Regions from separate parts of the Homo sapiens genome. Here region 2 is linked to region 1. Evidence: chromatin loops called from intact Hi-C (ENCODE). Cell type or tissue: adrenal gland. All regions are shown on one strand. Each heading gives the region's core, and the rest is flanking DNA. Links, peaks and the distances in the headings are about the cores only.

Region 1 (4,519 bases), core at 112-4,111:
TAATCCTAGCTACTTAGGAGGCTAAGGTGGGAGGATTGCTGGAGCCCAGGAGTTTGAGGTTACAGTGAGCTATGAATGTGCCACTGCACTCCAGCCTGGGCAACAGAGCAAGACCCTTCTCTTAAAAAAAAAAATGTTAAACTGGGAAAAATAGTGGCAAATCAGACCTGGAGAACTCACGATGCATGAAAAGTTGCTCAGTCCAGAACAAAGGGCAAACACATATGGTAGCTGGTCTGGTTGTATTGCTTAGTTTATTGATCAGCATCATTTTGGACAGTCACTGGGTCCCTCTGAAACCTAAAGATATCCAGTGAGTCCCCTTGACCAAGAAGCCATTCCCTCTACAGAGCAAGAGAGTTTCTTAGACAGAGACACCCATTTTAAGTATGAAGGCTTTTACCCTGAACCGTATTTTATTCAAGATGCTTGCTAATTTACTTGGAGACTTTTCCCAGGGTTTATTGCCTAAACCTTCATGTGTGTGTGTGGTGTGTGTGTGTACTAATGTGTACGGGTGTATATGGATGTGACAGCTCTTTACAATTTTGGGGTTCCTCCCCCATTGCACAAATTCATTCTGGAAATGACTTTGGCTACTTCATTTTCATACCCTGAAATGTAAGTACACTAAGACTTCTGACTTGAATACCCTTAACCCATTTGAAACATCATCCACCACCCTCCGAGCCTTCTGTCCTATTTCCTGTTCTTTTTTTTTTAAGTATAGAAGGTTTTTAAAGGGACATCAAACATCTCTGTTCGGTGGATGGCATTATTATCAGCTCTTCATCCCTGCCTCATAAAGAACAGAGGTCACATTTTGTTGTGCCTGCTCACGGCCCTGTTTGTCTTTGGCAAGTGGTGTCTTGTGAACTGCTTTTGCTAGTTTGACCTTAATTCTTCCACGTCTTTGTCACCGCAGTGTATGCTGCTTGGGAGTCTGCCCCAGTTTCCTTTTCTTTTTGCTGAATTCACATTTTTATTTCATCTTTCTCCTACATGAACTTGTTTTCTTCCTCCTCTCTCAGCTTTCATTGAGCCCAAAGAAAGTATCTTATTGTGTTCTTCTATTTTATTCTCCTTTGAAAAAAAAAAAAAAAAACCCTCCAGGAATTCAGAACCCCTTTGCTGCTTATGCCCCCATGCTCTGGAGATTTTCTTGGAATTTAGATAAACTTATTAAAGTCCATTTTGTTAACATCCGTTTGCTGAAACCAACAGTTAAATCTGTCAGCACTGACGTCAATAATCTTCCAAAAGAAAGAGGTGAATATCACAGTTCCTCATGTCTAGAAAGTGATCACCTAAGACCTGGAACAGTTATAATTTTTTAAATCTGACTGCCCTTAAATTCATATTTCAATTATTCTTTTGTCATTCTATTAAGCATTGATTTGAACTAGAATTATCTATCTAGTTCACAGGCTAAATTCTCTTTAGCCCTTTGGCAACGGCTCCCTGACCTCTGCTATTACTGACTTATACTCTAGAGAAAGCACCCCTGCTTCTGTTCAGCATCTACTGGTCTCAGAATAGTGGGCCCGAAAAGCAGGCACATATTTTCCAAGACAGCTCAGAAAACCACTTTCACTTTCAGGAAACAAGCTTGATCATTATACTCCACGGAGCCGAGAGCCACATACAATTAACTACTTAACAAATACCTCTGATTAGGATTTTAAAGATTCCTGAGCAGAAGGAAAGAGTGGAGCAAATAAAAGAGATTGGCAGAAGAGATAGTCCCATGATCAGGATGACAGAAATACACAGAGATAGAATCTTAGGCCCATTCCCGTAAAAAACGTAACGGCTAACATTTCTAAGAGAGATACTTTGTGCCGCAGACAGCCCTAAGCCATGTATGTGGATCAGCTGCTCTCAATGGCCCCATGAGCAAGGTAAGATTATCATTCCTTCTTTACAAAGGAGGAAGCTGAGACACAGTAAGGTTCATAACTAGCCTCACGTTCAGCTAGAAGGTGGCTTTTAAACTGCAGAGCCGTAGTGCTTGCTGCTGCAGCTCCTGAGGACACCTGTTCCATGAGGCCTGGAGCTCTCTCATAAGGAATCTTACCTGCATGTTTTCCCCCCACCGGCCCCTCCTCCAAGGCCTTTCCTGCTCCCACGCCTTCTCTGTGTTCCTGACAAGCTTCAGCCCTGGATCTTAGACTTCCAGGCAGTCTACCACTTCTGGCACCACCTCTCCTTGCCTATCATGGGCCCCCTTTACTCTATGTTATTATTGGAGAAAAGCCACCATGCAAGATCCAGGGCCCTTTCCAGCTCTGAGGTCTTTCTTGGAAATCCAGCTCTCCAAGACACCTTGCTAAGGGTCAAAGCCATCCCTAGGGTGTACAGAATTAGGCAAGAAGCCACACACCAGTGGCTCAGTAACTAGAGGGACATGTTTACAGCAGCCAGCAGGGGCTAAATCCTCAGATTCAGATACAGCCAGTTCCACAAATTCAACTGCACCAAAACTGGACCATGAGGCACTGCTCAGTAGCACAAAATTGAAACCAATGCAATCAGCTCTTGGCTGCCAGACCCCTGGAACTGACCAATTGGCTGTGTAGGCTCAGCCCTGTCATCTGCTCCACCTCCAAATAACTGACCCTGACCTTTACTGACTGGAGTATCTTGGATACTTCCCACAGGGCTATGGCAGCATTTTTTTTTCTTAATTTTTTTTTTTTTTAGCAAGATGTGGTCTCACCATGTTGCCCAGGCTGGTCTTGAACTCCTGGTCTCAAGTGATCGTCCTGCCTCAGCCTCCCAAAGTGCTGGGATTACAGGTGTGAGCCACTGTGCCTGGCCCAGTCACTCACGTTTTAAAGTTACTAAATAATGAAGTTTAAAGAGGCTCAGAGACTAGCCCTGGGTCACTCGGGGACAAGTAACTTGTTGACATGGGATTGAGACCCAGGGTCACCAGCCCCAAGAATCATGCTGGCAACATTTACTCGGGTGTTTTGGAGCATCTTTCTAACACATTCTGGTAATATGGGACAACACTATAGATGGAAATCTCTTGTTCTAATGGTTCCTTTTAATTGAAGTGTTTCAATTTTCTGTGGATAAAGGAGGCAATTGGCCATCCCAGGCTGTTTTCTGCTCCCATTTCCCCTCTTTGCCCCCATAGGCAATGTCAACTCCTCAAACAGCCTCCCAGGTCAGAAGGGCATCAGACCCCATCAAACTCCAAGGGAAGGAGAAGGCTGTAGGAAAGAAAAGGAAAGTAGGTGAAGAAAACATGCTCATTTTATTGTGCGAAAGGGGAATTGCCAACGTAACATTCTGCTTTTCTGAGTGAGCATTTTGATCATCTTAGATGGACTGGAGCAAGCCAGGTTTCATTGATAAAAATCGCAACAGCCTCCTCCTGAGGGATATGGAATATCTCAAGCTATTTGTGAGATTCTATCACTATCAGATTTCTCTGTGCCCAGTGGGAATGAAAGTCTAAAACGCATTCCTGTCTCTGTCTCTCAAATAAACATTTTCCAAACATCCAAGAAACAGAGCATGTTAAGATCTTAAACTAGAGAATCCCATGAATGCTGTCTGCCCAAGACCGAGGAACAAGATCTATGTAAAAAGGGGGAAAGGGATTACTCCCCAAACAGGAGATTTTAGACACTATTAGAGGTCTTGAGGCATACCTAAACATATGAGCCAAACGGCGTCATAGGAAAAAAGGCTTCTGCTAGAAAGTACTTGCAGGCCATAACAAATTAGGTGATTCCCGTGAAAGAGATTAACCTTTGGTATCAAGTTGATTGAAGTCTCAGATGGCACTAGCCGCTGGCCATTCATCCCATCTCGTACTCAGAGGGTGCCAGCACTGACAGGCTCTGGAGGTCAGACCAGGGCAGGACACAGGTGGAAGCCTGCCAAGGCTTACCAAAGGGCTGGCAAGCAACTCGATATGGGAACTGGAGCTTTCCTTTTGAGTTTCCTGAGCCCTGGGCCTGTAAGTATCCTTTGCAGATAAAGGGTCCTAACCATTAAATGCATACCAACATGTTTTCACCATCACAGATAATGGCTTCACCATCTAAATGCTTTTAAAAATTAGCATGATGTTGTGGCTCCTTGTCCTTACTAAGGAGTTTATACCAGGAAAAAAGTGTGGTAATAACTGTGTACATACAGATGTCCTTTGACATAATGGGCCAATTCCATCAGTTTAATATTATACAGTAGTTCCCAAATCGCACTGAATAAAGGTGAGAGAGGCTGGCTATGAAGAATCACATCAATACGATCTTTGAGGCAGATTTGGCCCTGTTATCTATGTGCAAACATGAACACAGAGTCTTCTAAATTTTGCTTTTGTTTGATTGCCTTCCTATAAAGAAAAAAATTATCCAACATGATTAACCTTTGTTTGTAAAAATATATAAATAAATAAATTTTCCCTCGCTTTTGCTAAATAGTTAGAAGAGTAAGTTTGCAAATTAACACTTTAGCAAGACTCTGAATCAATCTCAAAGAAGGCTCTACTTAAGGATGG
Region 2 (4,519 bases), core at 298-4,297, 260 kb before region 1:
AGCCAGCCAACCGCTCCTGCACAGATGTCACTGATTCCTCAGGGTCTGTCTCCCAGTCCTTTGTTCTAGCTGAGCCAAGCAAACACACCCCCACCCAGTCACTTTCCCTCTTCTCTACCTTATCCCTTATTATCTCAATTACCATCCCCAAAGAGGCCCCGCAAATGAAGATGGGTTTGGAACCGCAATGGTCAACATCATGCTTAATAATAACAATTATATGATTATATATCTCTGCTATAATAACATGTAATTACCCAATAATTACTATTAAACAGTGCAGCGGTGACCACCGAGGTCCCAAAACCCTTTAATTATTGTTATCGCTGATCATGAAGCAGAGGATCATTCTCTAACATTGTTTCTGTGTATCACAGGCACTTCTCTTCGGAAATTCTAGAGCTTCTATTTATTTATGTTTTCACTCTTGAGCTGAGGTCTCACAGGGAGACAGAAACCTTAAACTTAGGCCATCTCCCAGTGCCTTAAGCATGTGACATGCAAATCTTCTAAGGATTTACTTTCTCCCTCATCTCCAAGTCCACACGATATCTGGAGAAGCTCTTCATCTGTGGCGATTGATGGGGAAAATCTCACATCAAAATAGCTAGAATGAAATGATGGCCCCAACTTCTTCCCAAACTGCTTTAAGACACTCAGAAAACAAATAAATAGTGATAACTCTTGGGTAGAATTAAACAAAGTTCTCAGTTATACTGACTTTAGAGTCTTTGACAGTTTGGTTTCTCTAATCCGATACTTGCCCTCCCATGGAGTCAAACACTGAATTTCATCTATTTGTTTTTTGTTTTTTTTGCAGGATCCCACCTTTGAGATATATTTTTGGGGGGCTTATAGGTGAAGAGGGAAGTACAACAGTATCAGAATTTCTTTCTGAAAACTTTTTATGTTAAACGGATATAAGAAAAGTGAATTCTTTGGTTAAAAACTATTCAGAATTCCAAGCTCCATCTTTCCCCTTTTTTCCAGACTGCAAGTGGATCTCCAGAAAATTTAATTAGGGGTCTATAAGCTAAGGAAAGATTTCTCTTTTCTGGTTTGAAACTCATACCCTTTTATTCCTAAGGGATATCTGATTCATAAGCAGTAGTATGGGCTAAAAATCAGCCCCCTGTCTATGGGCTAAGAGATTTCTAGCTTGGGGACCAAGGTATATGAGAATAATGTGAATGTACTTCCTTCAAATTAAACAATTACATTCATCATAAGATTATTTTTTAAAAAGGAGACAGAGAAAGCAAATTACTTTCCTAATTCATCATGGTAACACATTGAAAACAAATGCTTTTCCAGCTTAATCTACCAGCTACCATTAAGTGGCTAATCCTTTTAGATAATAATCTAAATTATCCCCCAAACCTGAGGGAATACTATATGCAGGTGAGAGAATGCAGAATATAAAATAGTTTTTGAGGTCTTCACAGCACTCTGTTAGTTACTCCTGGAAGAAGACTCTGTTAGTACAAAACGTAATTAATGGCAATTGCCTGAGGGTTCTGTGTGAGACTCACTACGCCTACTTTATGCCAAAGGATAAATCATGGAGATGAGTAGCTCTTTCCTTTCTTGTGTTCCGTGTTCGTACCACCCCTCTTCTCTGTCACTAAGTCAACCTGTGCCTTACAGGTTGGACATGACACAGAACCCATTCAGTTTATCCCAGTGGGTGACTGAGGAAGCTCTTTCTGCCCATCTTAGTGCCCACTGGGCAGCTGAGCTTGCCGGGTCCAAACTCAAGCCTCAGTATCAAGCCTCTGTCTTGGGTTTGGGGTTAGAATATTCCAAGCCCCACAGCAAACGAAGGCAGACTCCTGCTCAAAACTTTTTGATGGATTTCCAGTGCATGGAGGAGGGAACCAGAACGGACCTCAGCATAGAAGGCCCCCTAAGAACAGTCTCTCCAGTTTCAGCAAACAGAGCACTCTTAACTCCAATCATGATATCCACCAACACCAGCTTCCAAGCTCTCTCTGCTTTTGCATCTTGCCATACCCCTAGAGCGTTCTTATCTCCTTAACTCTTTGTCCAGCTAGCTCCCCCTCATCCTCAGGGTTCCAACTGGAAATACATTTCCTTAGAGGCCTGCTGGGACCCATCAATCTGAGGCTGTCCCCAGGTGTGTGTAATTGTGCGCTATGCTTCCTAACACTTTTTAAATAAGTTATCATTAAGAGAAGTAAGGACAAACTTTGCTGCCCATCTTTTTTCCACTCAATTGTAAGCTTCATGAGAGGAGAGAGAGAGTTTTGTTCACCTTTATTTGCCCAGTGTTGGGTACATAGTAATTTACAAATATCTGTGAATAAATAAGTGAGTTTAGGAAATGTAATGAAAGGAATATTTAAAGACACATCCTAAAGCCACCTTAGGAAGTAAGGGAAGAGGAGCTGATGTAGTGGAATAAATAGAGAGCTGGCATAGAGGGATTGAGGTCCAGACCACCTAGTTCCAAAGCACAGAACAACATGTCCAGTCTTCATTCCACACACCCAGTACTACTAGAATAACCTGGGAATTTGGCCCAAGGTAGCATCTGAAGAACTGTCCACAAACAGTACAATACTCCCAGTACAACACTGGCTTCAAATGTTTAACATTTTGTTCTCAGAAACCATCCAAAGTTCTTAGAAATGCTAATATCCTAGCATCCATACTGCATTCTCCAGTATCACTCACACCCAGAGACAGAGACAGAAAACAAAAAAACAGAATCCTTTGCTGAATCATAAATCTGCATTTTTGGTTTAGAAACTATGAGCACAGAGCTTACATGTGTGCCAACCTCAAAAGTTAGGGAGATGTTCCAACACAGCCTCCCTTCCCTCAGTAACCTACTGCAAGGATGTAATTTACTATTTTATTTATAGCACTTTTGTAACTATATTTTTAATATCTATTTAGAAATGATGAGTTTCATAAGTTTACTACCTGCTGTATGAAGTTGTAATTTTACAAACTCCTCCAAAACCCTTGTTCTCTAATGTTTTAAGCCACACTGTGCCCCTTGTCTCTCTCTCTCTCTCTCTCTCTCTCTCTCTCCATCTGATAGTGTATTAGATGGGGAAGGTCCTATTTGTCCTTTCTCCCTGCCTCTCCACTGGTCATCTTAGCACTTTGGCCCACTTGTGTCTGGTAGCTTCTTTATGGCCAGTTCCTTTCTCAATGGACTTGCTTTATAGAGAACCATTCAGAAGAATAAGGTTTCCTTCTCTGCAGCCGCCGCCGCCGCTGCTGCTGCTGTTTAAAGGGTGACCCGCACCAGCAGTAGCACTCTGGGCTCATTAGGAAAGCAGAATTCCAGTCCCCACCCTAGATTCTGAATCCGAATCAGCTTAACTAAATAGTAGATGACTTCTTTGCCATGAAAGTTTAAGGAGCTGCTCTAGAGAATCTTCATTTCAGTTCTCAAGAGCCTTTGCCAGGTCGGGTGCGGTGGCTCACACCTTTAATCCCAGCAATTTGGGAGGCCGAGGCAGGTGGATCACGAGGTCAGGAGTTGGAGACCAACCTGGCCAACATGGTGAAACCCTGTATCTACTAAAAATACAAAAATTAGCTGGGCGTGGTGGTACATGTCTATAATCCCATCTACTTGGGAGGCTGAGGCAGGAGAATCATCACTTGAACCCAGGAGGCGGAGGTTGCAGTGAGCTGAGATCGTGCCACAGCACTCCAGCCTGGGTGACAGAGCAAGACTCCATGATAAAAAAAAAAAAAGAAGAAGAAGAAGAAGCCTTTACTTAGGGGGCTCCTTCCCGGATCCCGGCCCTTGCAGCAAACCCTTTCCACCCACAGCAGCTAGCCGGCTGCTACAACCCAGTCTCCTCCTCTCTTGGATTCAAAAGAACTCAAGGGGTCTCAGAACTCTGAACTCCCAGCAAATGAGGGTTTTGGGGTTCTAATAGTAAATATCAGCTGCTTTATGAATTTAATAAAGTTTTGTGAGCTACCACATGATCTTATATGTTAAGAGCATCTCTACCCATATACATATTTGATATGTGTGTATATAATACACACTGCGTCTTACATGATAATTAAGTTCTCACAATAGTTTATGTGGAACACACACCCCACATCCTGATAATATATAATATGTTGTAGAGAAAACAGCACAGCCTTTGGAATTAGACAGAACTGGGGTTTAGCCTGTCTCCACCACAACTGGTGGCGGAAGCTTGAGTAGGTCACAGGGCCTGTCTAACCCTCAGATTCCTCATCTGTAAAAAGAGGGCAACTGTCACCTTGCAGGGCAGTTGTGGGATTATAACTTGGGTATAATCTGCGTTTGCCACAGTTCCTGTCACTTACCAGGTACATAGCAACTTGTAGTCCTGTCATCCACATTATTATCATTATACACATGCAATACAGGTTTCTGTTCATGCTTAGATATTTAGTTATATTCCATGCAGTTCTCAATCAATCCCTATACTCCTTTTTGCATAAACTGGCCCTGGTCAGTGCTTTAATCCGATGGTTTCTTGATCCTAAAACC

What was found. Hi-C counts contacts between places; a loop is a spot of excess contacts. Peaks named below come from ENCODE experiments on the same cell type or tissue, not always from the same donor. Only the 100,000 strongest peaks of a DNase experiment are listed, where the experiment ranks them.
Region 2: a loop joins it to region 1, with 2.9 times the contacts of the local background. A loop is called at or near these places in 4 of 110 quality-filtered maps.

What each region holds. Positions count from the first base shown.
Region 1 is chr13:40,437,595-40,442,113 of GRCh38, forward strand. The region is part of intron 6 of LINC00598 (long intergenic non-protein coding RNA 598); the gene reads right to left. Among named protein-coding and RNA genes, the nearest start is that of LINC00598, 41 kb to the right of the region's middle. In adrenal gland, for the core only: a CTCF peak has its summit at 2,414; a DNase peak (open chromatin) is centred at 3,860; H3K27ac peaks cover 3,087 bases.
Region 2 is chr13:40,173,192-40,177,710 of GRCh38, forward strand. The region is part of intron 1 of LOC124903162; the gene reads right to left. Among named protein-coding and RNA genes, the nearest start is that of LINC00332, 6.4 kb to the right of the region's middle. In adrenal gland, for the core only: no CTCF peak of the experiment used is centred there; no DNase peak of the experiment used is centred there.